Linked DNA regions of Homo sapiens: region 2 is linked to region 1. Evidence: read pairs that join two places in POLR2A ChIA-PET (ENCODE). Cell type or tissue: PC-9. All regions are shown on one strand. Each heading gives the region's core, and the rest is flanking DNA. Links, peaks and the distances in the headings are about the cores only. Region 1 holds the start of LOC105375242 (a long non-coding RNA gene). Region 2 overlaps LOC101928688 (a long non-coding RNA gene).

What was found. Peaks named below come from ENCODE experiments on the same cell type or tissue, not always from the same donor. Only the 100,000 strongest peaks of a DNase experiment are listed, where the experiment ranks them.
Region 2: POLR2A ChIA-PET joins it to region 1 with 9 read pairs; 1 of 35 experiments calls an interaction of 5 or more read pairs at or near these places.

Annotation. Positions count from the first base shown.
Region 1 is chr7:40,890,927-40,906,023 of GRCh38, reverse strand. It overlaps LOC105375242 (a long non-coding RNA gene), which reads left to right and starts at 5,718. Exons shown (of 3, transcript XR_927191.3): 1 at 5,718-5,981. It also overlaps a transcript of SUGCT not described here. In PC-9, for the core only: no CTCF peak of the experiment used is centred there; DNase peaks (open chromatin) are centred at 5,723, 6,193 and 6,673; H3K4me3 peaks cover 1,789 bases; H3K27ac peaks cover 2,436 bases.
Region 2 is chr7:39,880,215-39,895,311 of GRCh38, reverse strand. LOC101928688 (a long non-coding RNA gene) reads right to left here. Exons shown (of 9, transcript XR_001745176.2): 8 at 4,678-4,805. It also overlaps the pseudogene RN7SL496P. Among named protein-coding and RNA genes, the nearest start is that of CDK13-DT, 62 kb to the left of the region's middle. In PC-9, for the core only: no CTCF peak of the experiment used is centred there; a DNase peak (open chromatin) is centred at 6,961; H3K27ac peaks cover 1,489 bases.

The DNA.
Region 1 (15,097 bases), core at 2,405-10,404:
GGCAGGGTGCAGTGGCTCATGCCTGTAATCCCAGCACTTTGGGAGGCCAAGGCGGAAGTGCAAAGATCACTTGAGGCCAAGAGTTTGAGACCAGCGTGGGCAACATAGTGAGGCCCCATCTCTACAAAAAATTTAAAAATTAGCCAGTGTGGTGGCATGTGCCTGGGGTCCCAACTACTTGGGAGGCTGAGACAGGAAGATCATTTGAGCCCAGGAATTTGAGGCTGCAATGAACTATGATCGCACCACTGCAGTCCTCCAGCCTGAGTAACAAAGTGAGATCCTGCCTCTAAAGAAAAAAAAAAAAGAAAAAAAAAATTTAAAATGGTAAATTTTTTGTCATGTGTATTCTACCACAACAATTTTTTTTCAAGGCACCTATTAGATGCCAGGAAATGTTCTAGACCCTGAGTACACAGTAGTGAATGAGAGAGACCGATATTTGGCCACTGTGAAATTTGCCATTCAGAGGGAAATGTAGAAAATAAATGGCGTTATATGAATGAGACACAGTGCAGTGTAGTGATAAAAAACTTGAACTGGGAGGAAATACATTTCTGTTGTTTTAAAACAAAAAACCTACAAATATCATAATTAATATTAGTTATGCTTGCTCTATTTCCTTTTATCATCTCTTTTCATTAATATTTACTTGTTCTGCTTTTTTGTGAGAAAACATAAATTCTTCAGGTTGTAATCAAAAGAGAGAATGTTTTAAGTCAATGAGAAAATCACTCTTAAGATACACATATTGTTCAGAATCGTCTTCTCACAACCAAGGGTTTCTTGCTGCTTGGAAATGGCAGGTAAGTCATTTTTATGAACCAAATGATTCAAGTAAAAAGATTTACTCAATACGAATAGTTTATTTATTTGTTGGAGATATGTATCAAAGTTCTCAAACAACTATGAGTGATTCCATCACAGAAAATGCTCGAAAATTGTTATCCTATTAGAGGTTTCTTCAGAATTGAACATCTCACTCCATGAGTTAACCATGTTATAGAGATTTTACTTGAAAGTAATGAAACTATTTACCACACTAAAAATGCCATCCGCCACTTGTTTTCAGGCAAACTTGGCTCATATGATAAAACTAGAATGTTTTAGACATCTTGTACTAAATCTGGATATTGGTGTTATCAAAGTAGAAAGTGAAAGAATAGGAAGTTAACTATGTGTTTTGAAAAAGGGATTGTTTTACACACACATATATACATATACATATATGTGTGTATACTTACTTCCCTAAACCTAAATCTCCATCCTCTACCTGAAGGCAATAATATATGTCTTCAGCTTCTAAATATTTTTATTGCAACAAAATATACTTAACATGTATCATCTCAACCATTTTAAGTGGCATCAAGTACATTCACATTGCTGTGCAAACATCATCACCATCCATCTCCAGAAGATTTTCATATTCTCACAATGAAACTCTGTCCCTGTTAAACACCAACTCCCCATTCCTCATTCCTTCCACCCTGCAACCCCTGGAAACGGCCATTCTACTTTCTGTCACTATGAATTTGACTATTCTATTATGTGACAATAATTTTTAAAATTATAACCTAATTATTCTAATATTTAATACAGTTAATGAAGCAAATTACGTCCCTTAAACTATCAGATGAACCCCACATTGGTATATATACAAAGACCTCATGGTGTAAAATCCAAGCCTTGGCCTGGTGGAGACCTGCCTCCATGAGGCAAACACAAAGCCCCTTTATTTGCCCTATTTAGATGAATCCTAAACAGCCTCCCTGGCGTCCTGGGCCCTGCCATATACTCGGTATGTTTCTGATGGTGCAAACTCAGTCGTAAAAACATCTACAGTACTTGCTTTAAAAGTACTCGCTGCTACTTAACTGTAAACAAACTTGTAATTTGGCTGTAAAAACTCATGAGTTGCTGAAAGGGGCTATAATAAAGTCGTAATGATTGCTGGCGAGAACCCTGCCAGAGAGGCTGAGGGTGGTTGGCCGGCTAGGAAGGATGGTATGCGTGATGTAAGCTGCGCCAAGCTTGGGCAGCGGCCATCCAGTACTGCCTTCCAAGAGGTTCATCTTTCTTGTGGTCCTCAATTCCCAAATATATCAAGTGCTGTTGGGTTCATGGCTACTGAGCAGAAGACACAAGGTCAGTTGTCAATCTCAGCCCTACTGGGGATACAGAGGCACCCTTCAAGCCTCTCAGGGCCTTTGAACAATAGCAATCTTTCTTTTTGGTAGGAGGATGTAAGGTAACATTTGGAAATGAAGGCTGGAGAGAATGACAGTTTCCTGCTGCAAACAGGTCCCATTGAAAGCCCAGGGTGCCACCCCTTGCCTTGCGTGTGATGAAAGAACTCGTCTTTCTGCAGGGATTGCTAGAGGGGGGTTTATCTAAGTAAAATGAAGCTTTTGTTGTTGTTGTTCATTCTGAGGTACTGGGAGAATATAACCAAAAGGCAGGCCTTTCAGAGCCAGAAGTGACTTGGCACCAGTAGACCTGTGTGGGGACTTCCAACGACGGCCAAGGAAGTTCTCATATTGGACTTCTGGCTCAACAGACTGGTGTCCTAGCAAAGGCTATGGTCTTACTGAGCCACTGCCCTTCTCTTCTTCTCCCCTGGCCCTCTTCTCCCCCTTTCTGAACTCTGTCCCCATTTACTTTCCATAATTCTCTGTCTAGGCGCTGATGTAAGTGGGGATCCTTGCACTGAGAGCTGTCCCTCAAGTGATACCTGTTCTGCCTGGAGCCCATTTAGAGCTCCCTCTCACCTCCGTCCAGCTGCACAGCCCTTCAGAGGTGGATAGTTTGGCTAGATAGTAACTTGATTACCTGCAAGTGGTGACACGCGCCTATAGTCCCAGCTACTTGGGAGGCTGAGGCAGAAGAATCACTTGAACCCGGGAGGCGGAGGTTGCAGTGAGCCGAGATCGCACCACTGCATTTCAGCCTGGGGACAGAGCAAGACTCCGTCTCAAAAAAAAAAAAAGAAAAGAAAAGAAAAGAAATGAAAGAAAGTAATTTGATTTGGAGTCAGGAGATCTGAACTTGGGGAAATAATTTATCTTTCAAAGCTTGGACCCTCCTCTGTAACAGGAGAGGATTAAATTCATTGCCTATGGTGTTTTCTAGTTTTAACAATTTTGGTTTTTTCAGCTACAGGGTATCTCTTGGAGCCTCTGTTTCTCTGCCTTTTCAGAAAGACGAGGCCAGAGCAGAACTGGATGCAGGAATACTTTTCTTCAGTCAAGGTCCTGGCTTAGACTTACAGAGACAGAGAGAGACATACAAATCCTGAAAATCATGTTGAAAATATGATTTCATTTATATTAAGATTTTAACATTATTAAATGATTCCAAAAGAAATACAAGGAGATGGCTTTATAGATAGGCTGCTCTCATTAATTCTTTGTGGTTTTGGTTTTTTTTTCTCTTTTTTTTTTTTTTGAGATGGAGTCTCACTCTGTCACCCAGGCTGGAGTGCAGTGGCGGGATCTCAGCTCACTGCAACCTCTGCCTCCTGGGTCCAAGTGATTCTCCTGCCTCAGCCTCCTAAGTAGCTGGGATTACAGGTGCATGCCACCAAGCCCGGTTAATTTTTTTGTATTTTCAGTAGAGATGGGGTTTCACCATATTAGCCAGGATGGTCTCAGTCTCCGGACCTCGTGATCCACCTGCCTCAAGCCTCCTAAAGTGCTGGGATTACAGGTGTGAGCCACCACACCCGGCTGGTTTTGATTTTTTTAATTGAAAAATATATTAAACATAAACATATTCTGGCCACATAATGTATGCTTGTTTTTTTGTTTGTGTAGTCACAAGTTTTTCTGTGATGCCTGGATTTGCAGGGAAACCAGCCTGAACACTCATTTCACGGTGTCTGTTACTTGGAAGGAAAACACAGTTTCTTATTTCTTTGCAGAACCACTTGGGTGAATGTAGGCTGTTAAAGTTGAAGGTGAGCTCACGTGCTCGAATTCTGAGCCCATGTGAGGATGTCAGTAACTTCCAGTGGGGCATGAAAACGATACTGTGTTTTAACCCAAGCTCTCTTTGCCTCTCCATTCCCACTTGCCTGGATTTGGCTGGATGTGCACCGCAAGGCTCCTTATTTCTGGCACTACTGTACAAAATGACCAGTGAATCCCTCTTATGTCATGACTCTGATTCTGAGTTCCTGGAATCTTAAAATATATCCAACACCTCTTTTCATGTTTAGCATTTCTGCACTATTTTAAAACTTTTTAAGACCGTAATTCAATTTATCCCCCATGAGAAACCAAATGTATTTGGCACTTCCCTTCATCCTTTGTGCTTACTTCTCAATTCTATTTCTGATTTGTTGCCTGGCATCCTTTGCTTTGGGATCTATGTGCCAAGAAAGCCACAAGGTTAACGTGGACCTGAACAGTGCTCTGTGATCCTCTGTTGGAAATCGCCAGAAATCAAGGCAGTTTGGTAACATCATTCCGTGAGGCCTGAGCTTGCAGAACGCCTTGGGGATGACCTTCTTATTGGATGCACACCAACTGCACTGTCTAGTATACTAAGGTGATGGTTGCTATATAGTGTGTGTTGTGAAGACTCATAAGATTAAAGGTTATTCTCGTGAGATAGATAGGGCCAGGCTCCCGGGAAATTCCCCATAAGTTGAAACAAACAGTAAGGACACATTTGCCTGGCCAAGGAAGTGATCAAAGGATCTTCGTGAGAAAACAGGAGATTTAGGACCAGCCAAGAGAGTCATTGTTTTCTTCGCTGCTAGCCTGGGTCACTTCCTCATTAGTTATGTCCCCAGATATTGGTCACCAAGATCCCTGGGCCACTTTCCCAATCCTTTGTAACCAAGTTCTGCTGAGAGTCCATGTAAGAGCTGTAAGTCAACTGAAATATCTTCTCTACAATGGACTTAAGCTTCTCAAAGCCAAATATAGTATGAATCACAAGATGAAAACCTAAAACAATCAGCTAACAGTTGGGAAACACTACCTCACTCCCCACCACCTACAATATACACACACATACACATCCATCCAAACATTTCTTTCTTTTAAGCTCTAAGTGTCAAATCCCTGGACTGACAATTACATATATTTTCCCTCATTTATCTTATATTTTGAATTGCACGTGCTTTTGAAAACCACCTAAAATCCTTTGGGGAAAAATAACGCATAGGTTAATCACTTTGTAAATGAAAAATAAATGATGTGCCATTCTTCTTCCAAGGTTTTCCCTTTCACTGCAGCCCAGCAGTCCTTACTCTGTCCTAAGTTCCTTTAGCTTCCTTGCGGAAATGCAGCTTCTAGGCTGCCTCGTGGTTTTTGCAGAGCACAGACAGCATCCTGGAAGTATGACGTGCTCTTCACTGGCAAGGACCTTCAGAGTTCCTCAGCCCCTCTCTCACTAGCTATTGACACTCCCCAGCCCAGGCTTGGGCACAGACGATGCGTTTGACAAACAAGTACTATTGTTTGGGCCAGCCAGATCTGTGGAATGAACTTTGGAACTCAAAGGGGACTAAAGATAGTTTTCTTTCACATCTGCTATGCTCCCAAGATAGTTTAAGAGTTGTTGAATGACTATGTGTTTTATGGGCACAATCTCACTTAATCCGCACAACTAGTTCATCCTGTAGACAAGGAAACAAAGGCATAAAGAGGCTTAGTCACCTGTCCAACATGAAGAAACATTGCCGGGAAGTCAGGCAATCAACTTCACAATTCAAAATCTTGGTCATGCAGGAGGAGCCAGAGGGAAAGAAATAGCTGGGCGGTTAGAAATGTGGCTTCAGCAAGACCACGGCGTTTGCTCTGGGCATTGAATGACAAGATGATTTGAAATACGCAGAGAAGCTGGAGGCTGCTTAAGGAAAAGTATGAGCCAAGTTTCCAAATCTGGAAAGCACAGCCGGTCATCGGCTCTTCCCAGAGCCTGGCCAATGCTTCGCTGAGAAGGCCTCGCAGCAGCCCCCGAGGATGAAGGAGGTGGGGGTCCTTGTGCTACTACTGTGACCTCTAGAAGAGAGAGGGCCAGGGCCCACCCACTACCCCCCAGCCCACCGCAGCCAGATCCTGCGAAACTCCAGGCCTGGGCTGCCTTCATCTTTATAATGAAGCTTAATTTATACTCTGGAGCAGAGTGCTGTGTAATGACATACATGGCCATACGCTCGGGAAGGAGTGGCAGGTTAAAGACTCAATTTCCTGGCCTCTCCAGCTTTGCGTCACCCTGCTTAATGATATTTCAACATTGAAAGGTTTGAAGTTTTTTTTCCTCTTTAAATTAAATATACAGTAGGTGTTTTGTGTTTAATTTCCTTAAGAAAAAACTGTGTTGTGGGGGTGATATGGTAAAAACAGCAAAAAAAAAAGTAGGAAAGAGTCCTGGAAGTTTATAAAAACCATATTGTATGCTCAAGAGACGGGAGTTACCTTCTTGGAGCCTTTTTGTTCTCCCGGGAATACTCATAATGCCGTCTTATGAGTTTTGTTTGTTGTTGTATTTTTCGTTGTGCTCTTGCTTTCTGTCTCAGCGTGTGCGTTGCCTCTTGAGTCGCGTGTCTTTTTATATGCTTCACAGAGGTAAATGGCTGACACCATAGCCTGGAGCAAAGAGGCTTTGGCGCAGCCTGCGTTCCATCACGTAATTGCATTCACAGGGCGTATTTATAGCCACCGAGGTGCCAAAATGGGAGGCGGAGGGGTAAATAAAGGGCCTTGCCTTAAGGAAGGTTGCTCACTGAGTCAGATACGCAGAGAACCTCTGCCAGTCAGGGTTGGTGAGGAGGGAGGGAAGGAGGGCGGGCGGCCAGAGATGCCAGTCTGTTCTCAGAAAGGTCAAGAGCTGTGCACAGCACAAGTTAAGGGAGCAAAGCGAGAGGAAGAGCAGCAGGGCACTCTCTCACTCCTTCCCTCCTATCAGAGGTTCTCCCACTGGGACCCTCAGAGCTCTGGGGGGTTCTACAAGAGTGGCTTGGAGGCCACAGTTGGGGAAGAAGGAATAACAATGCCTAAGAGCCGGACGTGGCTGTAGACCCCCCTCCCCAGCCCCAAGGAGAGCCACTGCCCTTTCACTTAAATGTGGCAGTTCCAAGTGACATTTTGTTTGAGGAACAGCTTCTTCATGTACCTAGGAAGTTTTGACTGTCCCTGATCTAGGAACTATTCACTTTGATCACATGAATCACCTAATGGCCCCCAAAAGCCTCACCGAGTATTGTTCTCTGCCACCTCCACCCCATTTTGTGTCCAGAATTGGTAGGCTTTCGGTCTCGCTGACTTCCAGAATGAAGCCGCGTACCCTCGTGGTAAGTGTTCATTTTTTTTTTTTAGACGGAGTCTCGCGGCGCGATCTCTGCTCACTGCAAGGTCCGCCTCCACGGTTCACGCCATTCTCCTACCTCAGCTTCCCCCGTAGCTAGGACTACAAGCGCCCACCACCTCGCCCAAAATAATTTTTTGTATTTTTAGTAGATCTGGGGTTTCACTGTGTTAGCGAGGATGGTCTCGATCTCCTGACCTCGTGATCCACCCCCCCCCCCCCCCCCGACCTCCCGGAGTGCTGGGATTACAGGCGTGAGCCCCAATGCCCTGCCGAGTGTTACAGTTCTTAAAGATGATGTGTCCGGAGTTTCTTCCTTCTGGTGGGTTCGTGCTCTTGCTGACTTCAGGAGCGAAGCCGCAGACCTTCGCGGTGAGTCTTACGGCTCTTAAACGCAGCAAAGCAGCATGTCTGGAGTTGTTTGTTCCTTCTGGTGGGTTTGTGGTATCTCTGAACTCACGAGTGAAAGCTGGAAACCTTTGCAGTGAGTGTTATAGTTCATAAAAGTGGCACGTCCAGAGTTGTTCAGTCCTCCCGACTTAAGTTCATCACTACTGGTGAGCTGGTGGTCTTGCTGGCTTCACGAGTGAAGCTGCAGACCTTCTGGGTGAGTGTTACAGCTCATAAAGACAGCGTGGACCCAAGGAATAAGCAGCATCAAGATTTATCTGAAAAGCGAAAGAACACACCTTTCACACCGGAAGGGAACCTGAGCGGGTGGCCACTGTTGGCGCAGGTGGCCTGCTTTTATTCTCTTATCTGGCCCCATCCACATCCCGCTGATTGGTTCATTTTACAGAGAGCTGATTGGTCCATTTTACAGAGAGCTGATTGGTCTGTTTTACAGAGTGCTGATTGGTCCGTTTTGACAGAGAGCTGATTGGTGCGTTTACAAACCTTTAGCTAGACAGAGTGCTGATTGGTGTGTTTACAATCCTTTAGCTAGACACAAAGGTTCTCCAAGTCCCCACTCAACCCAGAAGCCCAGCTGGCTTCACCTCTCATTTGCTGTCTTTGGAAGTCCTTCAAGCTCAGTTGGAGCCACCATCCCCCACTGAAGGCTCTTGGGGGCCCACTGCAACGGCCACACAATGGGATCTCTCTGCTTCTGAGTGTAACACAACTCACTCTTCCCAGCCACCAGAGTGTCACTCTACAACATAACTTGGATCCTATCCCTGAATGGTTAAAGCCCTTCTGTGGCTTCCTCACGTGCTGGAAGGTAAACCCCAAATATACCAAATGTGTGTGTGTGTGTGTGTGTGTGTGTGTGTGTGTGTCCAGCTTTATTGAGGTATAATTGACAAAAATTGTATATATTTAAAGTGTGCAACATGATTTCTTAATGAAATATCAGTAGTTTAATTCTATTTTTGTTTCCTGTGCTTTTGGGGTCATATCCAAAAAAGTCTTTGCCCAATGTCAAGAAGCTTTTCCCCTATATTTTATTCAGTAGTTTCACAGTTCCAGCACTTACATTTAAATCTTTAATTCATTTTGAGTTGATTTTTGTATGTGGTGTGGGATAAGGGTTCAGTTTCATTCTTCTACATGTGGATATCCAGTTTTTCCAAAACCATTTATTGAAGAGACTATCTTTTCCCCGTTGTGTGTTCTTGGCACCTTTGCCAAAAATCAAATGACCATAAAGGTGTGGATTTATTCTGGGCTCTCTAGTCTGTTCCACTGGTTTATATGTCTGTTTTTACACAGTGCTGTACTGTTTTGATTACAGTAGCTTTGTAGTGTATCTTGAAATCAGGTTATGTGATACCTCCAGCTTTGTTCTTTTTGTTCGAGATTGCTTTGACTATTTGAGGACTTTTGCGGTTTCATATAGATTTTAGGATTGTTTTTTCTATTTCTGTGGAAAATGACATTGGAATTTTCATTGGGATTGCGTTAAATCTATAGATTGCTTTAGGTAGTGTATTAGTCCATTCTCACACTGCTAATAAAGACATACCTGAGACTGGGTAATTTATAAAGGAAAGAGATTTAATTAACTCACAGTTCCATGGGGCTGGGGAGGCCTCAGGAAACTTACAATCATGGTGGAAGGGGAAGCAAATACAACCTTCTTCACATAGTGGCAACAAGGAGAAGTGCCGAGCAAAAGGGGAAAAGCCCTTTATAAAACCATCAGATCTCATGAGAACTCACTCACTATCATGAGAACAGCAGCATGGGGGGTAACCGCCCCCATGAATCAATTATCTCCCATTGGTTCCCTCCCACAACACGTGGGGATTGTGGGAACTGCAATTCAAGATGAGATTTGGGTGGGGACACAGCCAAACCATATCAGGTAGTATGACTATTTTACCAATATTAATTCTTTCAGTGCATAAACATTGGATATCTTTGCATCAATTTCTTTCATCAATGTTTTGTACTTTCAGTGTATAGATGTTTCACTTCCTTGGTTAAATTTATTCTTAAGGTTTTTTAAATTTTTAATGCTGTCATAAATGGGATTGTTTTCTTATTTTTTTTCAAATAGGTAATTGTTAGTGTACAGAAATACAACTTATTTTTGCATATCAAATGTACCCTGAAACTTTACTAAATTTGTTTATTTGTTTGAATCAGATTTTTTGGTGGAATCTTTAGAATTTTTCTGTATATAAATCATGTCACTTGCAAACAATTTTACTTCTTTCTTCCAAATTTGGATCCCTGTAATTTTTTAAAAATCTAATTGCTCTGGCTAGGGCTTCTAGTACTATATTAAATACAAGAGACAAGAGTAGACAGCTATATCTCAATTCCAATCCTAGGGGAAAAGTTTTCAGCTTTTGGCCATTAAAAATGATATTAGCTGTTAGATTATCATATGTGGTTTTTATTATGTTGAGGCCCACAGTACCATACTGTGTTGATTACAATAGCTTTGTACTGTATCTTGAAATCAGATTGTGTGATGCCTCCAGTTTTGTCCTTTTTGTTCAAGATTGTTTTTACTATTTGAGGACTTTGTGGTTTTGTACACATTTTCAGATTGCTTTTTGTATTTCGATTTTCTTTTATGTCTAATGTGTTGAGGTTTTTTATTATAAAAAGATGTTGAAATTTTTTCAAATTTTTTTTCTGTGTCTGTTCAGATAATCAATAATTTTTTATTTCATTCTGTTAATATGGTGTATCACATTTACCTATTTGCATATGTTGAACTATCCTTGCATCCCACGGATAAATCCCACTTGATCATAGTTTGTGATTCTTTTTTCAATTTTTTGTTTAGGTTCAGGGTACATGTGCAGGTTTGTTATTAATATATAGTTAAATTGCATGTCATTGGGGTTTGGTGTACAGATTATTTTGTCACTCAGTAATAAACATAGTACCCAATAGGTATTTTTTTCTGATCCTCTCCCTCCTCCCACCCTCCACCCTCAAGTAGGCCCCAATGTCTATTTTCCCTCCTTGGTGTCCATGTGCTCTTATTGTTGAGCTCCTACTTATAAGTGAGCACATGTGGTATTTGATTTTCTGTTCCTGTGTTAGTTTGCTTAGGATAATGGCCTCCAGCTCCATCTATGTTGCTGCAAAGGTCATGCATAATTTCATTCTTTTTTATGGCTACATAGTATTCCATGATGAATATGTACATTTTCTTCATCCACTCTACTACTGATGGGCATCTAGGTTGATTTAATGTCTTTTCTATTGTGAATAGTGCTGCAATGAACATACACATTTATGTGTATTTATGGTAGAACGATTTATATTCTTTTGGTTATATACTCAATAATGGGATTGCTGGTTCAAATAGTAGTTCTATTTTAAGTTCCTTGAGGAGTTGACACATTGCTTTCTACGTGGCCGAACTAATTTATATTCCCACCAGCAGTGTATAAGTGTTCCCTCTTCTCTGAAACCTCACCAGCATCTGTTATTTTCTGACTTTTTTAATAATAGCCATTCTGACTGGTGTGAGATGGTATCTCAATGTAGTTTTGATTTGCATTTCTCTAATGAATAGTGATGCTGAGTATTTTTTCAGATGCTTGTTGGTCACATGTATATCTTCTTTTGAAAAGTGTCTGTTCATGTCCTTTGTCCACTTTTTAATGAGGTTGTTTTTTGCTTGTTGATTTCAGATCCTTATAGATTCTGGATATAAGACCTTTGTTGGATTCATAGTTTGCATATATTTTCTCCCATTCTGTAGGTTGTCTGTTTACTCTGTTGATAATTTCTTTTTCTGTGCAGAAGTTCTTCAGTTTAACTAGATCCCATTTGTCAATTTTTGTTTTTGTTGCAATTGCTTTTGGCATCTTCATCATGAAATGTTTGCCAGGTCCTATGTCCAGAATGGTATTTCCTAGGTTTTCTTTCAGGATTTTTGTAGTTTTAAGTTTTGCATTTACTTCTTTAGTTCATCTTGAGTTGAATTTTGGGGTCCATTTTCAATCTTCTGCATATGGCTAGCCAGTTATGACAGCACCATTTTTTTCTGAATAGGGATCCCTTTCTCCCAATGCTTATTTTTGTCAGCTTTGCTGAAGATTGGATGGCTGTACATGTGCAGGATTATTTCTGGACTCTATTCTGTTCCACTGGTCTATGTGCCTGTTTTTGTATCAGTACCATGCTGTTTTGGTTACTGTAAACTTAACCTTGTAGTATAGCTTTTTTTTTTTTCTTCTTAAGACAGAGTCTCACTCTGTTGCCCAGGCTGGAGTGCAGTGGCATGATCTCGGCTCACTCTGCCTCCCAGGTATAAGTGAGTCTCATGTCTCATTCTCCCAAGTAGCTGCAATTACAGGTGCCTGCCACCATGTGCAGCTAATTTTTGTATTTTTAGCAGAGATGGGGTTTTGCCATGTTTGCCAGGTTGGTTTCAAACTCCTGACCTCAGATGATCTGCCCACCTTGGCCTCCCAAAGTGCTGGGATTACAGGTGTAAGCCACCATGCCCAGCCTCTTGTAGTATAGTTTGAAGTCAAGTAAATTAATGTGGCCAGGTTTGTTCTTTTTGCCTAGGATTGCCTTGGCTATTCAGGCTCTTTTGTGGTTCCATATGAATTTCAAAACAGGTTTTTTTACTGATTCTGTGAATATTTTTTTAAAAATTCTTTATTTATTGATTATTCTTTGACCCATTGGTTGTTCACTAGCATGCTCTTTAATATCCATATATTGGTTAATTTACCAATATTCCTCATGATATTGTTTTCTATTAATAGTTTGATACAATCGTGGTCAGAAAAGATACTTGGAATGGTTTTAGTCTTCTTGAATTTGTTAAGACTTGTTTCATGGCCTACCTTATCCTTTGATTTATCCAGAAGAATGTTCCATGTGCATTTGAAAAGAATATGTATTCTGCTCCTGATAGATGGAATATTCTTTTTATATCTGTTTGATCCATTTGATCTATAACATTTGAACAGTATTGTTCAAATCCACTGTTTCCTTACTGGTTTTCTCTCCAGATAATCTATTCATTGTTGAGAGTGGGGTATTGAAGTCCCCTACTGTTATTGTATAAATGTCTATTTCTTTTTCTGTTACTATTAGCTTTATATATTTAGGGACCCTGATGTTGGGTGCATATATATTTATAATTGTTATGTCTTCTTGATGAATTGACCTTTTTATCATTATATAGCGACCTTCTTTGTCTTTTGGGACAGTTTTGACTTTAAGTCTATTTTGTCAGATATAAATATATATAAATATAACCACTCCTGCTCCCTTTTGGTTACTATTTGCACAAAATATCTTTTTCTATTCTTTCTCTTTCCACCTGTGTGCCTCCTTAAAGCTAAAATGAGTTTCTTGTAGACAGCATATAGTTAGATCTTGTTTCTCAAAATCTATTCAGCCATTCTGTCAAGTTACATTTAAAAGTAATTACCAGGTCTGGGAACAGTGGCTCATGACTGTAATCCCAGCACTTTGTGAGGTCACGATGAGAGGATCATTTGAGGCCAGGAGTTTGAGAGCAACCTGGGCAACACACCAAGACCCTAGTTCCACAAAAGAAAATTTTTTTAATTAGTCAAGTGTGGTGGTGCACACCTGCTGTCTTAGCTACTTGAGAGGCTGAGGAGGGAGGATTGCTTGAACCCAGGAGTTTGAGGCTGCAGTGAGCTATGATCACAGCATTGCACTACAGCCTGGGTGACAAAGCAAGACCCTCTCTCTAAAAAAAACTTTAATTTTAATTAAACAAGAAGTAATTACTGAAGGTAAGAACTTAATGTTGACATTTTGTTTATTGTTTTCTGATAGTATTATAGTTCCTTTATTCATTTTTCCCTCTTTCTGTCTTCTTTTGTGATTTGATAAATGTTCATGGTAGTATGATTTGATTTCTGTCTCTTTATCTTTTGTGTATGTACTATAGGTCTTTGTTTTATTTTGTGGTTATCGTGAGGCTTACATTAAACATCTTATAGCTATAAAAGCCAATTTTAAGCTGATAATAACTTAATTATGACCACATATAAAAACTCTACACTTTAACTTCTCCTCCCTCCACACTTTGCTATTGATGTCAAAATTTACGCCTTTTATATATTGTGTATCCATTAACAAATTATTGTAGCTATAGTTATTATTAATACATTTATCTTTTAACTTTATACTGGAGTTAAAAGTGACTTATTCACCACTTCTACAGTGTTATTCTGAGTCTGACTATATTTTTATCCTTATGGTGAATTTTATATATTCTTTTTTTTTTGTTGAGACAGAGTCTTGCTCTGTCACCAGGCTGGAGTGCAGTGGCATGATCTCGGCTCACCACAATCTCTGCCTCCTGGGTTCAAGTGATTCTCCTGCCTCAGCCTCCCGAGTAGCTGGGATTACAGGTGTGCACCACCACACCCAGCTGATTTTTGTATTTTTAGTAGAGACAGCCTTTCACCTTGTTAGCCAGGATGGTCTCAATCTTCTGACCTCATGATCTGCCTGCCTCGGCCTCCCAAAGTGCTGGGATTATAGGTGAGAGCCACCTCACTTGGACTAATTTTATATTTTCATATGTTTTCAGCTTGTTAGCATAATTTTTTTCAACTCAAACTCTCTTTAGTATTTCTTGTAAAGTAGGTCTAGTGGTAATGAACTCCCTCAGCTTTTGTTTGTCTGCGAAAGTCTTTGTCTCCCCTTAATTTTTGAAGAATGGCTTTGCTGGGTATAATATTCCTGATTGGCAGTTTTTGTTCTTTTTTTCTTTCAGTACTTTATATATCATCTCACTTTCTCCTGGCTTGCAAGGTTTCTGCTGAGAAATATGTAGATAGTCTGAAGAGGATTCCCTTTTATGTGATAAGTTGCTTCTCTTGTGCTGCTTTGATAATTTTCTCTTTGACTCTGACTTTTGGGAATTTAATTATAATGTGTCTCAGTGAAGATCTCCTTACGTTTAACCTATTTGGGGTTCTTTGGACTTAGTAGATCTGGATATTTATTTCCCATTCCAGGTGTGAGAAGTTTTCTGTTATTAATTTTTAAAATATGCTTTCTGTTCCATTCTCTTTCTCTGCTCCATTAGAACTCCCATAATGCTTATATTGGGTTCCCTTGATTGTGTGTCGTAAGTTCCATAGACTTTCTTGACTCCTTTCTTTTTTTTTCCTCTACTTGGGAAATCCCAAATGACCTGTCTTTGAGCTTGCTAATGCTCCCTTTTGCTTGATTTAGTCTGTTGTTGAGCTCTTTATGAAATTTTTCAGTCTAAACATTATGCTCTTAAATTCTAGAAATTTTTTGTTCTTTTTTATGGGTTGTCTCTCTTTGTTGAATTTCTAATTATGTTCTGTATTGT
Region 2 (15,097 bases), core at 3,086-11,085, 1.0 Mb after region 1:
GTGTGGGTGGTTCTGAAGAGAAGCAAAGGCACCCACCCAGGTGTCCATACTAGAAGTTGGCAGCAGGGAATACATCCACCGTGGCACTAAAACAGAGAACAAAGCAAACATGAAAGCAAAGAAATTCCCTGGGCAGGAGGCTTGTTTTCTTCAGTTTGACTTCCAGGGAAAGAATGGAGGGGATTCCCCAGCAAGAGCAGGGCGTCCTATCCCAAGTGTGTGGCCTGGGCTTGCAGCAGTTGAGCTAAGCTGGAACAATGTCTCCCAGCATCCCCTTCCCTGCATAGTTCCAGGCTGGCATGGCCCACAAGAGACATCTTGGGTGGAATTTGGAAGACAGAGGTGAAACAGCAGCTGTATCCCTTCTGTGCTCAGCTGACTGGCTCAGGCTCCAGCTACCATCCCAGCACATGCTCGTGTTGTTGCTTTTCTGTTGGCTCACCTTGTTGGTGGCAGCCCGTGGCTCACAGCTCCTCCATATTTTGCTGGAGCCTCTTTCAGCTTCTCTGACTCTTGGGCCAGATGTATGTTTGGTTCCATAGTGGAAGGCTCTAGCTTTCCCTATAGGACACCTACTTCCTTGAAATTGGAAGCTTTCTAAAAGACCTATGTGGGCTCCAATCTGTCCTCTGGCTCCAGCTTTGGGCTCAAGAGTCCCAGTTTATCCTTGCTTTCCTCCACTTCATATCCATCCTCATCCTCATCCCCAGAGGACCTGCCCTGCAGACTTCAGGCCCCAGAACCAGCCATCTACAGACTGTTCAATGTTGACAAAAAAAAGTCAAGTCCTGTAAAATATTTGAAGAGATTTATTCTGGCCCAAATGAGGGTGACCATGGCCCGTGACACAGCCCTCAGGAGACCCTGAGAACATGTGCCCAAAGTGGTTGGGGCACAGCCTAGTTTTATACATTTTAGGGAGACATAAGACATCAAATACATGTAAGATGTACATTGGTTTGGTCTGGAAAGGTGGGACAACTGGAAGGAGGCAGGTGGGGGAGGTCCAGGTTATAGGTAGATTTAAACATTTTCTGAATGGCAGTTGGTTGACAGAGTTAACTTATTAAGCTATTATCTAAAGACCTGGAATATACAGAAAGGAATGTCTGGGTTATGATGATAAGGGGTTGGGGAGACCAGAGTTTTATCATGCAGGTGAAAGCTCCAGGTAGCAGCCTTCAGGGATAATAGACTGAAAGTGTTTCTTTTTTTGTTTTCTTTTTGAGATAGGGTCTCACTCTGTCACCTAGGCTGGAGTACAGTGGTGTGATCTTGGCTCACTGCAACCTCTGCCTCCCGAGCTCAAGTGATCCTTCTGCCTCAGCCTCCAGAGTAGCTGTTATTACAGGTGTGCACCACCACGCCTGGCTAATTTTTGTATTTTTAGTAGAGACGGGGTTTCGCCATGTTGACCAGGCTGGTCTTGAACTCCTGACCTCAAGTGATCCACCCGCCTCGGCCTCCCAAAGTGCTGGGATTACAGGCATGAGCCACTACGCCCGGCCCGTAAGTTTTTCTTATCAGACTTAAGGTCTGTGTTGATGTTAACGCTTGTCAGCTTTTGCTGAAATCCAAAAGAGAGGAGGGTATAATGAGGTATGTCCAACCCTCCCTTCCTGTCATGGCCTGAACCAGTTTTTCAGGTTAACTTTGGAATGTCCTGGCAGAGAGGATGGGTCCATTCAGGTGGTTCGCGGACCTTAGCATTTTATTTATTATTATTATTAACTTCATACATTTTTTTGTTGAGATGAGCTTTTGCCATGTTGCCCAAGCTGGTCTTGAACTCCTGGGTTCAAGAAATCCACCTGCCTCAGGTTTCCAAAGTGCTGGGATGAAGGCTGAGGCAGGTGGATCACTTGAGGTCAGGAGTTTCAGAACAGCCTGGCCAACAAGGTGAAACCCTGTCTCTACTAAAAATACAAAACTTAGCTGGATGTGGTGGCACATGCTTGTAATTCCAGCTACTTGGGTGGCTGAGGCAGGAGAATTGCTTGAACCCCGGAGGTGGAGGTTGCAGTGAGCCGAGATCATGCCACTGCACTCCAGCCTAGGTGACAGGGCGAGACTCCATCTCAAAAACAACAACAACAACAAAAAACCAAAGTGCTGAGATTACAGGTGTGAGCCACTGTGGCTATCCCAGAATTGTTTTTAGTTTGCATTAACCAGCTTCCAAAATTGTTTAGGTCCTCTCAAATCTCCCTAGTATACATCACTCTGAGTGGGTTTTTCTGGATGGACCCTTGGCTGATACACTGGCACAGAGAGAGGACACCCCATCTGGAGCAGACAAGGCACAAGCCAAGAGGGATCACAGAACTAGACCTGAGGGAGGAAAAAAAGTGTCAGAGAATCAAGGTATCCTGGCCAGGTAAACCCAGGGGACTGTTAGGGTGACCCAGTTTTCAGAAGAAAGATCCATCAAAATGCAGGAATCTTAACTCTTTGTACCATTCTCAACACTCAGCTACAGAGTGATGATTTCCAGAATTGGTGGAGAGATGCTGGAACAAGCTTGTCTGATCTGAGTCCCAGCTCCAACCCTTACCAGCTGGACAACCTTGGACTAGTTGCTTAACCTCTCTTTGCCTCAGTTTATTCACATGCAAAATGGAGATAATAATAGCACTTATGTCACAGGTTGTTGAGAAGTTTACAGGAGTTAATATTTGTAAAGCTTCCAGAATAAGCCTTGGGACATAGCAAGTACTATTTACATTTCTTCTATTTATTTGGAGGTATTCACATTTACAGATGACTCAAGTTTCACCTATGTCCCTTGGAGAGTACCTCTCCCTTACTTTCCCCCCAGGATTTGCCCCAGGAATTCCCCTTTTGCCTCCCCTGTAAGCATTCTTCTCATCTCCTCTCTCTCTTCTACCCAAAGCCCTGTAACCACCCAGCAGGTTCACCTTGCCCGCTGCCTAGACAGAGCCAATTTATCAAGACAGGAGAATTGCAATGGAGAAAGAGTAATTCATGCAGAGCAGGCTATGCGGGAGACCAGAGTTTTATTACTACTCAAATCAGTCTCCTTGAGCATTTGGAGAATTTTTAAAGATAATTTGAGGGGTGGAGTCTCAGGAAGTACGGGGTGCTGATTTGCCAGTTTGGAGATGGGATTTTAGGGGGTCATAGTGAGGTTTTCTTGCTGTCTTCTGTTCCTGGGTGGGATCACAGAACTGGTTGAGCCAGATTACCCTTCTGGGTAGTGTCAGCTACCAGTGCAAGGTCTGCAAAATGTCTCAAGCACTGATCTTAGGCTTTACAATGGTGATGTTATCCCCAGAAGCAATTTGGGGAGGTTCAGACTCTTGCAGCCAGAGGCTGCATGACCTCTAAACCATAATTTCTAATCTTGTAGCTAATTTGTGAGTCCTACAAAGATAGACTGGTCCCCAGGCAAGAAGTGGGTCTTTGTGGGGAAAGGGCTATTATCAATTTTGTTTCAGAGCAAAACTGTGAACTAAATTCCTTCCCAAGGTTAGTTCAGCCTATGCCCAGGAGTGAACAAGGACAGCTTAAAGGTTAGAAGCCAGATGGAGTCGGTTAGGTTTGATCTCTTTCACTGTCATAATTTCCTCTGTTATAATTTTTGCAAAGGTGGTTTCAGCCCTGCCATCAGCCCTTTTGGAAGGAGTCTTTTGGGCAGCATGCCAGCCCTCTCCTGGATCTTCTCTGCCCTGATCTCACCTTACAGAAACCAGTTATCAGCATCTGAAATCCAAGGTGCAAATTATCCTGTGAGGTATCAGTGGTCATGGCAGTGGACGTGGCTGAGGCAGTGATTGGAGCCTTTTCTTGCCCTTATCTCTTTTTCTTTTTTTTGACAGTCTTGCTTTGTCACCCAGGCTGAAGTGCGGTGGCGCAATCTCGGCTCACTGCAACCTCTGCCTTCCAGATTCAGGCGATTCTCAGCCTCCTGAGTAGCTGAGATTACAGGTGTGCGCCACCATGCCTGGCAATTTTTTTATTTGTAGTAGAGATGGGATTTCGCCATGTTGGCCTGGCTGGTCTCGAATTCCTGACCTCAGGTGATCCACCTGCCTCGACCTCCCAAAGTGCTGGGATTACAGGCGTGAGCCACTGCACCCGGCCATGTGTCTTACTTATTGAACATCTGCTGTATATCATGCAGTTCACTAGGTGCATAACATATAATAATGCTTCATTCAGTCTTCCCCACAGCCTGTTGGGCAATACCATCTTTGTTTCACAGGAGAGGCAGTTGAAGCTGAGAGAGGTTAGGTAGCTGCCCCAGATCACACAGCCAAAGAGCCATGGGGTCAGATTAGGAAACCAGGCCCCTATGGGCTGCACAACCCTAGCCAGCACTTTCCACTACAAAACCTGCCCTTGAATTTCCTAGTCACTGTCAGAAAATCTCGAAAGGGATGTGCACTGCTTTAGGGACAGGGGAGAAGGGTGGGGGACTAGGTGAGGCTTAGTTCTCTAGGGGCTAAGAGAAGCAGAGGAGCATGAGAAGTGTCTAGGAGAATGCCCACAGCTGGCTCACTTCCATCCCTTCATCTTCCCTCATGCCCTATTTTGACCTTGGGCAAATGCCACCAAGTTCCAACAGTGCAATACCTATTGTCCAGGGCAGCAGAAGGGCAGGTGGTTGCTCCATGTTCCTGAGCCCGACTGCCTTCCCGTTCGAGCTGGACTTACCCTCTGGATTGCGGTTTTCAGAACTTTCTCAACCAGTGTGGAGAAACCATAGAAACCACACAGAAGGTAATTTGAGTGAGTACTCTTCTCAGTTCTTCCAAGAATGTTGCATCCCATGCTGCAGTTCCCTGCAAGATGCATAAGAGTGGAGTTAATTCATTACAGAATATGCCCTAGGACAATAGGACTGAATTCTCTCAGAAAGAAAGGTTATTTTTTGTTACATAAACAGAAAGAGTAGTACAATATATGCTATAACAAACCCCTATATACACACACACACATCATCCATCTTCAACAATTAATGACAACGTGTCCATTTTGTTTCATCTATCCACTCCCTCCAGTACTTTTCGGGGAGTGGTGGGGATGAGCATTTTATTTTGTTTGTTTGTTTAGACAGTTTTGCTGTCACCCAGGCTGGAGTGCAGTGGTGCCATCTCGGCTCACTGCAACTTCCACCTCCCAGGTTCAAGCGATTCTTGTACCTCAGCCTCCCAAGTAGCTGGGACTACAGGCGTGTGCCACAGCCCCTGGCTGATTTATTTACTTACTTATTTATTTATTTATTTTAGATTTTTAGTAGAGATGGAGGTTTCACCATGTTGACCAGGCTGGTCTCAAACTCCTGGCCTCAAATGACCCACCCACCTCGGCCTCCCACAGTGCTGGACTACAGGCGTGAGCCACCGTGTCTGGCCAGGATGAGCATTTTAAAGCAAGCTCCAGACGTCATGAAATTTTACCCACAAATACCTCAGTATGCATATTTTGCTGGTAAAAACCTTTTATATTTCTTTCTACTTATTTTTTTTTCCTTCTTTTAAAAAAATGTATTGGTTATTTTTTTAGATCAACATCTCACGATGTTGCTCAGGCTGATCTGAAACTCCTGGGCTCAAGCAATCCTCCCCCTTCAGCCTCCCAAAGTGCTGGAATTACAGGCATGAGCCACTGCACCTGGCCAAACCCTTTTAAAATATGATCACTATGCCGTTATTGAACAACAATGTAATAACACTGCACCTTGCACCAACAAATATAATTAGTAACATCTAAAACAATAATATAAAATTTATAATAAATAAATAACATCCACTACCCAAACCATATTCAAATTTCATTGATTATCTCAAAAATGGCCTTTTTATAGGATTCAAACAAAACCTACACGTTGATTTAGTTCTCATGGCTGTTAAGTCTTCAAGCAAATCTTTAATCTCTATAAACCTCAGTTTCTTCATCTGTAAAATGAGAATTAATAACCATCTCATGGAGTGTGTTGGTTTCCTTGGGCTGCCTTAACAAGTTCCACAAATTCAGTGGCTTAAAACAACAGAAATTTATTCTCTGGCAGTTTTGGAGGCCAGAAGTCCAAAATCAAGGCATCAGCAGGGCCATACTCCTTGAAGGCTCTCGGGAAGCATCTTTCCTCACCTTTTCCAGCTTCTGGTGGCTGCTGGCCACCCTTGGTGTTTCTTGGCTTGTACCTGCGTCACTCAAGTCCTCACCTATTGTAAGGACAGTCACCTTAGAGCACACCCTAATCCAGTGTGTCCTCATCTTAACGTAATTACATCTGCAGAAACCTTATTTCCAAATAAGGTTACATTCATAGGCACTAAGGGTTAGGATTTGAACAGATTTTTTAGGGGGTCACAGTTGAACCTATCACACATGATATTTGCATGGGGAAAATACAATACTGCTGTGGCAAGTAAGAATCACTTAATAAAAATGATGGCAATGTTCAGTATTACTACTATAACAATAGATGACCACAGCTCCACTCCAATTAGAACAGTTGAGGAATATGACATGACAAAAACAAATAGAGGCCAGGCAACTGTAGGAAACAGAAAGTTGTACAGAGGACCCGGCATTTTCCAACATTAATGAGAGGCCTGTGAGGAAAGGGAATTTGGCTTGGAGTGATAAGTTTAGTTCCCTCTCTCTCTCTCTCTATTCTTAGAGATAGGATCTCACTATGTCATCCAGGCTGGAGTGCAATGCCTATTCACAGTCACAATCCCACTACTGATCAGCACAGGAGTTTTGACCTGTTCAGTTTCTGCCTGGACTGGTTCACCCATCCTTAGGCAACCTGGTGGTCCCCCACTCCCAGGAGGTCACCATACTGATGCTGAACTTAGTGCAGACACCCGATTGGCATCGTGTACTATAGTCCAGGACTTCTTGGGCTCAAGTGATCTTCCCACCTCAGGAGTAGCTGGGACTACAGGCATGCACTGCTGTGCCTACAGGAGTCAAAAGTTTAAGTGCTGCAACTTCCTCATGGGGAAGCTGTTTAGCCAGAAAGACTACATCCCAGAGCTATTTATTTATTTATTTATTATTTTTATCTTTTCTGTTCTCTTAGATGGCTGGATGAGATAATCCCTGTATTCCTTTCCAGCTCTATTTTTCTGTGATTTGTTCATTACCTGTTTCAGATTACCCCAATTTTGTCAGAAGAAACTCAGAATTTTGAAATATTAGAGGCTTTTGCAAATGGAAAGTTGAATTGGAAGAGCAATCAAGATATCTTTGTAGGCCAGGTGTGGTGGCTCACACCTGTAATCCCAGCACTTTGGGAGGCTGAGGCAGGCAGATCACTTGAGGTCAGGAGTTCGAGAGCAGCCTGACCAACATGGAGAAACCACGTCTCTACTAAAAATACAAAATTAGCCAAGCTTGGTGGCACATGCCTGTAATTCCAGGTACTCGGGAGGCTGAGGCAGGAGAATCACTTGAACCCAGGAGGTGGAGGTTGCGGTGAGCCAAGGTCACGCCATTGCACTCCAGCCTGGACAACAAGAGCGAAACTCCGTCTCAAAAAAAAAAAGAAAACAAAGATATCTTTGTAGATTTTTACTAAATTAAGAAGCAGTAAGCAATGAGTTTTAAAAAAGAAAAAATCTTTTACATTCTAAAATGCATTTCTGAGTCAAAGCTGTAGAACAGTATGGGGGAAATGTAGAAGTCTCCCATTGTCTAATAATCCTTGATTCACATTGGCTTTCAAACAGTGAATCTATAGCTATAGCCCCAATTATAATTTGTGACACAACTTCTTGCATATGTATTAGGTTGGTGCAAAAGTTATTGCACTTTTTGCCATTAAAATGGCAAACCTGCAGTTACTTTTGCACCAACCTAATAGAGTTGAAGAACCAATCCAGACCTTCAGTCTTCATTTGTGCAATTCTAGTTCTGTATGTTTGTTTTCCATAAGGAAAATACGTAGTAGTCATTAAATGCTGTTCACTAAATATTTGCAGCTCTCTACCTTTGGGGCACCTGGTAGGATTTGGGTTATGTAGCTCTTTTTGGTCAATGAAATTTGAGCAGGAATGACATGTGACCCTTCTGGGTAGAAAGCAGTGCGTAATTCACCATGTTCACCTTCCCAATGTCCTGATGATCAAGGAAGCCACTGCTGAGAGGACACTACTGGCAGCCTGGGCCCTGAGTGGTGGCAGCAGCAAAGAGGCCCTGCAGCCCCACCTTGGACATGTAGCAAAAGTAAGAAATAAATGTGATTGCTGCAATTTGGGGGTTGGTTGTTACTGTGGCATAGGCCATTCTATCCTGGCTGACACAACATTTTTTTTAATACTAAAAAGAAGCTGGGCCACGCACAGTGAATCGTGCCTGTAATCCCAACACTTTGGGAGGCCAGGATAGGGAGACTGCTTGAGGCCAGGAGTTCGAAACCAGCCTGGGTGACAACAGTGAGATGCTGTCTCTACAAAAAATAAAAAATATTAGCCAGGCTCCAGGCGCAGTGGCTCATGCCTGAAATCTCAGCGTTTTGGGAGGCCAAGGCAGATGGATCACGAGGTCAAGAGTTCGAGAGCAGCCTGAGCAACATGGTGAAACCCCATCTCTTCTAAAAATACAAAAATTAGCCGGGCGTGGTGGCACATGCCTGTAATCCGAGCTACTAAGGAGGCTGAGGCAGGAGAATCATTTGAACCCGGGAGGCAGAGGTTCAGTGAGCCGAGATTGCGCCACTGCACTCCAGCCTGAGTGACAGAGTGAGACTCCATGTCAAAAAAAAAAAAAAAAATTAGCCAGGCACGGTGGCACATGTCTATAGTCCCAGATACTTGGGAGGCTGAGGTGAGAGGATTACTTGAGCTCCGGAGGTGGAGGCTGCAGCATGCTGTGATGGAACCACTGCACTCCAGCCTAGGTCACAGAGCAAGACCCTGTCTAAGAAATAAATAAATAAATAAATAAGAGGTTTCAAAAAAGTCAATTCTCTAGCAAACCAGGGCATTTCTAAACTTTAGGAGCAAAAGGATTGTGATTTTTGGCCAGCAATTTAATTTCCCTTGCTTAACTTTGTAATTATCTCACATGCTCCCTGAAGCCTTGAAGTCAGATCTCTGCCTACCCTTCATTCACATCCCCAAACCAGTTAGAGCAGAAACCAAGTTCCCACCTGCCCTGGCCTTCCAAAGTGCTGAGATTACAGGAGTGAGCGGCCACTCCTGGCCCCCAACTTTCTTTTTTTTGTTTTATTTTTTTGAGATGGAGTTCCGCTCTTGTTACACAGGCTGGAGTGCAATGGGTCAATCTTGGCTCACTGCAACCTCTACCTCCCCAGCTCAAGCGATTCTCCTGCCTCAGCCTCCCAAGTAGTTGGGATTAGAGGCATGCACCACCACGCCCGGCTAATTTTGTATTTTTAGTAGAGACAGAGTTTCTCCATGTTGGTCAGGCTGGTCTCGAACTCCCGACCTCAGATGATCCGCCTGCCTGGGCCACCCAAAGTGCTGGGATTACAGGCGTGAGCCACTGCGCCTGGCCCTTTTTTTAGACGGAGTCTCGCTCTGTCGCCAGGCTGAAGTGCAGTGGCGCAATCTTGGCTCACTGCAATCTCTGCCTCCCAGGTTCAAGCAATTCCCCTGCGTCAGCCTCCCAAGTAGCTGGGACTACAGGCACCTTGCCACCACGCCCGGCTAATTTTTTGTATTTTAGTAGAGACGGGGTTTCACCATGTTGGCCAGGATGGTCTTGGTCCCTGACCTCGTGATCCACCTGCCTCAGCCTCCCAAAGTGCTGAGATTACAGGCGTGAGCCACCACGCCCGGCCCCCAAACTTTCTTTAGGAGTCAACCGAACTCACACCAAGCTGTGTGAAAAGCCACAGCTTTGTCTAGTTTAGACACAAATCCAGGCAGAGTTTCTGGTTATGACAAAACACAATCTCTGTCCTCCTCCTCCTCCCTCTTCCCTCATTCATTCAACGATATCTATTGACTGCCTACTACTGTGTGCCAGGCCCTGTGCAAGGTCCTAGAGAAAGGGCCCTTAAAAGCCACAGATCCTGCCTCCATGACCAACTGGCCACCTGTGCCCTTCCCTGATCCCTGCCCCTGCCTCCTGCTCTCCTACCCCAGCCCTCATTATTTTCCTATCAATTTTCTTTTTCTTTTCTTTTCTTTCTTTTTTTTTTTTTTTAGATGGGAGTCTCGCTGTGTTACCCAAGCTGGAGTGCAGTGGCGAGATCTCAGCTCACTGCAACCTCTGCCTCCTGGGCTCAAATGATCCTCCCACCTCAGTTTCCTGAGTAGCTGGGATCACAGGCATGTGCTACCACACCCAGCTTATGTTTGTATTTTTGGTAGAGATGGGGTTTCACCATGTTGCCCAGGCTGGTCTGAAACTCCTGACTTCAAGTGATCTGCCTGCCTCACCCTCCTAAAGTGCTGGGATTACAGGTGTGAGCCACCATGCCCAGGCCCCAACTTTCTTTAGGAGTCAATTGAGCTCAAACCAGAAACTTCTGTTGCTAGATTATTAAATCTCAGGGTCTTTAGACAACTTCTGTGTAGTACAATACTTCTCAAACTGGTTTCTCTATTGATATTCTTGGGCAGCTAAGAGTGTTCAGGTTGGGAAAACACTACCTCAAGAAATTAAAGATAATCTATAAAGCTTTTGGCTATGTAGTATTACTAACTATATAACATACCTTTATAACATAAAATAATTCAACCAAAGTAAAAATCACAAATGCAGGGTGATTGTGTTATTTTGACATTAGGTGCAATATTTCTTAAAATGAGGTCAGCAGATCCCAGGGCACAGGGAGTGGGGTGGGTTCTCTGGACATATTTTTGGGGGATGTGCGTTCTCCAGTTTAAGAAGCACCAACACAGGGTAGTAGATCCCAAAGCTGGCTTTATATTGGAGACATTGGAGAATTTCTTTTTTCTTTTATTTTCTTTCTTTCTTCTTTCTTTTTCCTTCCTTCCTTTCTCTTTCTTTCTTTGTCTCTTTCTCTCTCTCTTCCTGTCTTTCTTTCTTTTTTTTTTTTTTTTTGAGACAGGGTCTCATTATGTTGCCTAGGCTGGTCTTGAGCTCCTGAGCTCAAGTGATCTGCCTGCCTCGTCCTCCCAAAGTGCTGGGATTACAAAAATGAGCCACCACGCCTGGCCTGATTTTCTCCTAAGGTTTCTACATAAATATGTCTTAGAGTTTTGTTTATTTATTTGCAGAAATTTGCATAAGTCTTAGAGTTAAAAAAAAAATTTCCCCTCAGGATTTATACATTTTTCATTTACTTTTGATGATGTATTTGTTTACTCTAGCTGTTCTCCAGCCAAGCTATGTAAGTCTGTCTTACAGCAAGTGTTTTTGTCCACATAACTCTTTTTCCTACACTTACGGTAAAATACACGTAACACAAATCTACCATCTTAAACATTTTTAAATTTACAGCTCAGTGGCATTAGGTTCATTAACATCACCATCACCACCATCCACTCTCAGAATTCTTTTTTCTTGCAAAATGGAAACTCTGTATCTACTAAACACTAATTCCCCATTCTCCCCTCCTCCAACCCCCTGGCAACCACTTTTCTACTTTTTGCCTCTGGGAATTTGGCTACCGTAGGTAACTCATATAAGTAGAATCATACCATATTTGTCATTTTGTGATTGATTTATTTCATTTAGCAGAATACCCTTAAAGTTCATCGTTGTAGCATGTGTCAGAATTTCCTTTTTTTTTTTTTTTTTTTTTTGAGATGGAGTCTCGCTCTGTCGCCCAGGCTGGAGTGTAGTGGTGCGATCTCAGCTCACTGCAAGCTCCGCTTCCCGGGTTCAGGCCATTCTCCTGCCTCAGCCTCCCCAGTAGCTGGGACTACAGGCGCCTGCAACCACGCCTGGCTAATTTTTTGTATTTTTAGTAGAGACAGGGTTTCACCGTGTTAGCCAGGACCATCTCAATCTCCTGACCTTGTGATCCACCCGCCTCAGCCTCCCAAAGTGCTGGGATTACTGGCGTGAGCCACCGCGCCTGGCCAATTTCCTTCCTTTTTTAAATTTTTTTTTTTTTTTTTTTTTTGAGATGGAGTCTCACTCTGTCGCCCAGGTCGGAGTGTAGTGGCGCAATCTCAGCTCACTGCAACCTCAGCCTCCGGAGATCAAGCAATTCTCCTGCCTCAGCCTCCCAAGTAGCTGGGATTACAGGTGCGTGCCACCACACCCAGCTAATTTTCATATTTTTAGTAGAGATGGGGTTTCACGATGTTGGCCAAACTGGCCTTAAACTCCTGACCTCAGGTGATCTGCCCACCTTGGCATCCCAAAGTGCTGGGATTACAGGCGTGAGCCTGTTCCCAGCTGAACTTGGAAATCCCGAGTGGGCACCAATGACTTACTGATTACTCAGTAACCGTGCAGTCCTTTTTTACCTTCATTTTCAGGGGGTCCTTCGTGCTTCCTTTGTAGTGATCCTCACACAGGGCACCAGCTGCAGGGGTCCATCCTGCAGACCCTGACCCAACAACAGATGAATAAATACCCTGATACAGATATTATTCTGAGAGTTCAGGCGATTTACAGACTCCCAAGAGAGTGTTGTAAAGACTTGCAACCATGGCCCCCACTCGCTGGCCCTCTGTCACTTATATGGCACACATTAAATGACAAAATTCTCAAGTAAACACCACTAGAAGGTAATTACCATGTAGAGAGCAATCATGCACCTGCAGATGGTCAAAGGTTAGTCTTAGGACCACATGAGTCAACAAGCTATTTAGACAGACTCCTCTACATTCCTATGTTAATTACCCTTGCTATAGCTCAAGGAGGATTAGGCTGCTGTCAGCCATAACTCTATCCTGAGGCTTTTGCAAAAACCTTCCAGCTTTCCAAGAAGGTTTGTGTTTATTTTACAATTTTTCCCACCATCCTAACTGAACCCCTACACCCTATCCCACTCGGTGTGCTCTTGTGATCATGACTGGTGCAAGCTACACCCTTCTGCAGAAGTAAATTTGCCTTGCTGAGAAAATTTCTGTTCGAGTGCTATTTCTTTTGCGGCACCAAAAGTTGTTTCTAATGTGAGTGCTGTTAAGTGTAAGCAGAAATTAACACCAGCTGGTTGTTAATCTTTAGCCAAGACAAACCCCAATTCAGTTACTTACCTAGGAATGGGTCTCAGGCTGAAGTGTAAGCAAATTAACACCAGCTGGTTGTTAATCTTTAGCCACGACAAACCCCAATTCAGTTACTTACCTAGGGATGGGTCTCAGGCTAAATAAAGACTGCTGTCTACTATCCTAGAAGCAGGGGAAAAAAAACTCATCTTTCCTGCTGGAATTGAACTGGTTCGCTTCCATCATCATGGAAGCAGGAAAAACTTGCCTTCCTTGTGTTGGAAGCAAGTAAAACTCAAAAAAAAAAAAAAAAAAAAGGAGTTGTTAGATCTCGACCAAATTTTGGGAGATCAGGGATTCTCTGGGGGGGGTGCTCTCAGACCTCAGCAAATTATCCTATTGGTTTGAGCCATAAAGTTAGCTCATGCTAACTTTGATTTAAAGCTTGTCAAAGGTCAGGGGTATCTCCACTCAGAAACCCCTTCTGGTTACCAAAATGTAAACCCAGAAAATCTGAGAGTTCTCAGTTAATTTTGAAAGTTTAGGCCAGGCACAGTGGCTCACACCTATAATCCCAGCACTTTGGGAGGCTGAGGTGGGTGGATCACGAGGTCAGGTGTTCAAGACCAGCCTAGCCAAGATGATGAAACCCTGTCTCTACTAAAAATACAAAAATTAGCTGGGCTTCTGTAATGGCAGCTACTCGGGAGGCTGAGGCAGGAGAATTGCTTGAACCTGTGAGGCAGAGGTTGCAGTGAGCCGAGATCATGCCACTGCACTCCAGCCTGGGCAACAGAGCAAAACTCTTGTCTCAAAAAAAAAAAAAAAAAAAAAAAAGAAAGAAAGTTAGTTTACTTTGTCAAGGTCGAGGATGTGCACCCAAGACACAGTCTCAGGAAGTCCTGACAACATGTGCCCAAGGTGGTTGTGGCACAGCTTGGTTTTATACATTTTAGGGAGACATGAGACATCAATCAATACATGTAAGAAGTACATTAGTTCAGTCTGGAAAGGCTGGACAACTCGAAGTGAAGGTGAGAAGACCTGAAGCAGGAGGGGGCTTCCAGGTCACAGATAAGTGAGAGACAAACAATTGCATTCTTCTGAGTTTCTGATTAGCCTTTCCAAAGGAGGCAATCAGATACTATACGCATCTATCTCAATGAGCAGAGGGACAACTGAATAGAATGGGAGGCAGGTTTGCTCTAAGCCGTTCCCAGCTGCTTTTTCCCTTTAGCTTAGTGATTTTGGAGGCCCAAGATATTTCCCTTTCACAATGCCAAAATAAAGTTTGCTGAAGAAGAAAAGGGGAAAGTAGGAAGTAGAGAAGGAAGAGGAGGAGAAGAAAGAGGGACAGGGAGGACAAAGAAGAAAGTAGCTGTTGGCAGCCATCTTGAAACCACCCTGGAAAAGACTGTCTCAGGATACAGTGAAACCAGAAGAGCTAAGAGGTGGACCCACGTGACTTTGAGCACTACTTTATGCTTTAAATCTCCTAAACTTTCCAGCTTATATGAGTCACATTATCCTTTCTTACAAGACTTGGTTGTGAAATACATATTTTACCAGATTCCAGCTGGAAGCAACTACATTTCTTTTGCTTTCTTTCATTTTTTTTTTGTTGTTGTTTGTTGTTACTCCTAAATGAATACTGAAACTACCCAAGAGAGGTCTAAGAAGCTACACACTTGGTGACAAAATATAAAGCATTAAAGGAAGGAAGAGGAGGGCAGAAATTAGAGAAACACAATCACCAAGAGTTACTTGGGCAATTTAACAACAACAATAACAACAAAAACAACCTGATTAAAAAATGGGCAAAGCCCATTAGAGCCCGTCTAATTTTGTATTTTTAGTACAGATGGCGTTTCTCCATGTTGGTCAGGCTGGTCTCGAACCCCCGACCTAGATATCTGCCTGCCTCGGCCTCCCAAAGTGCTGGCATTATAGGCATGAGCCACTGCACCCAGCGTATTTTAAGTATTTTTATCTTCCACTTTTTAATTTATCTGGGTCCAACG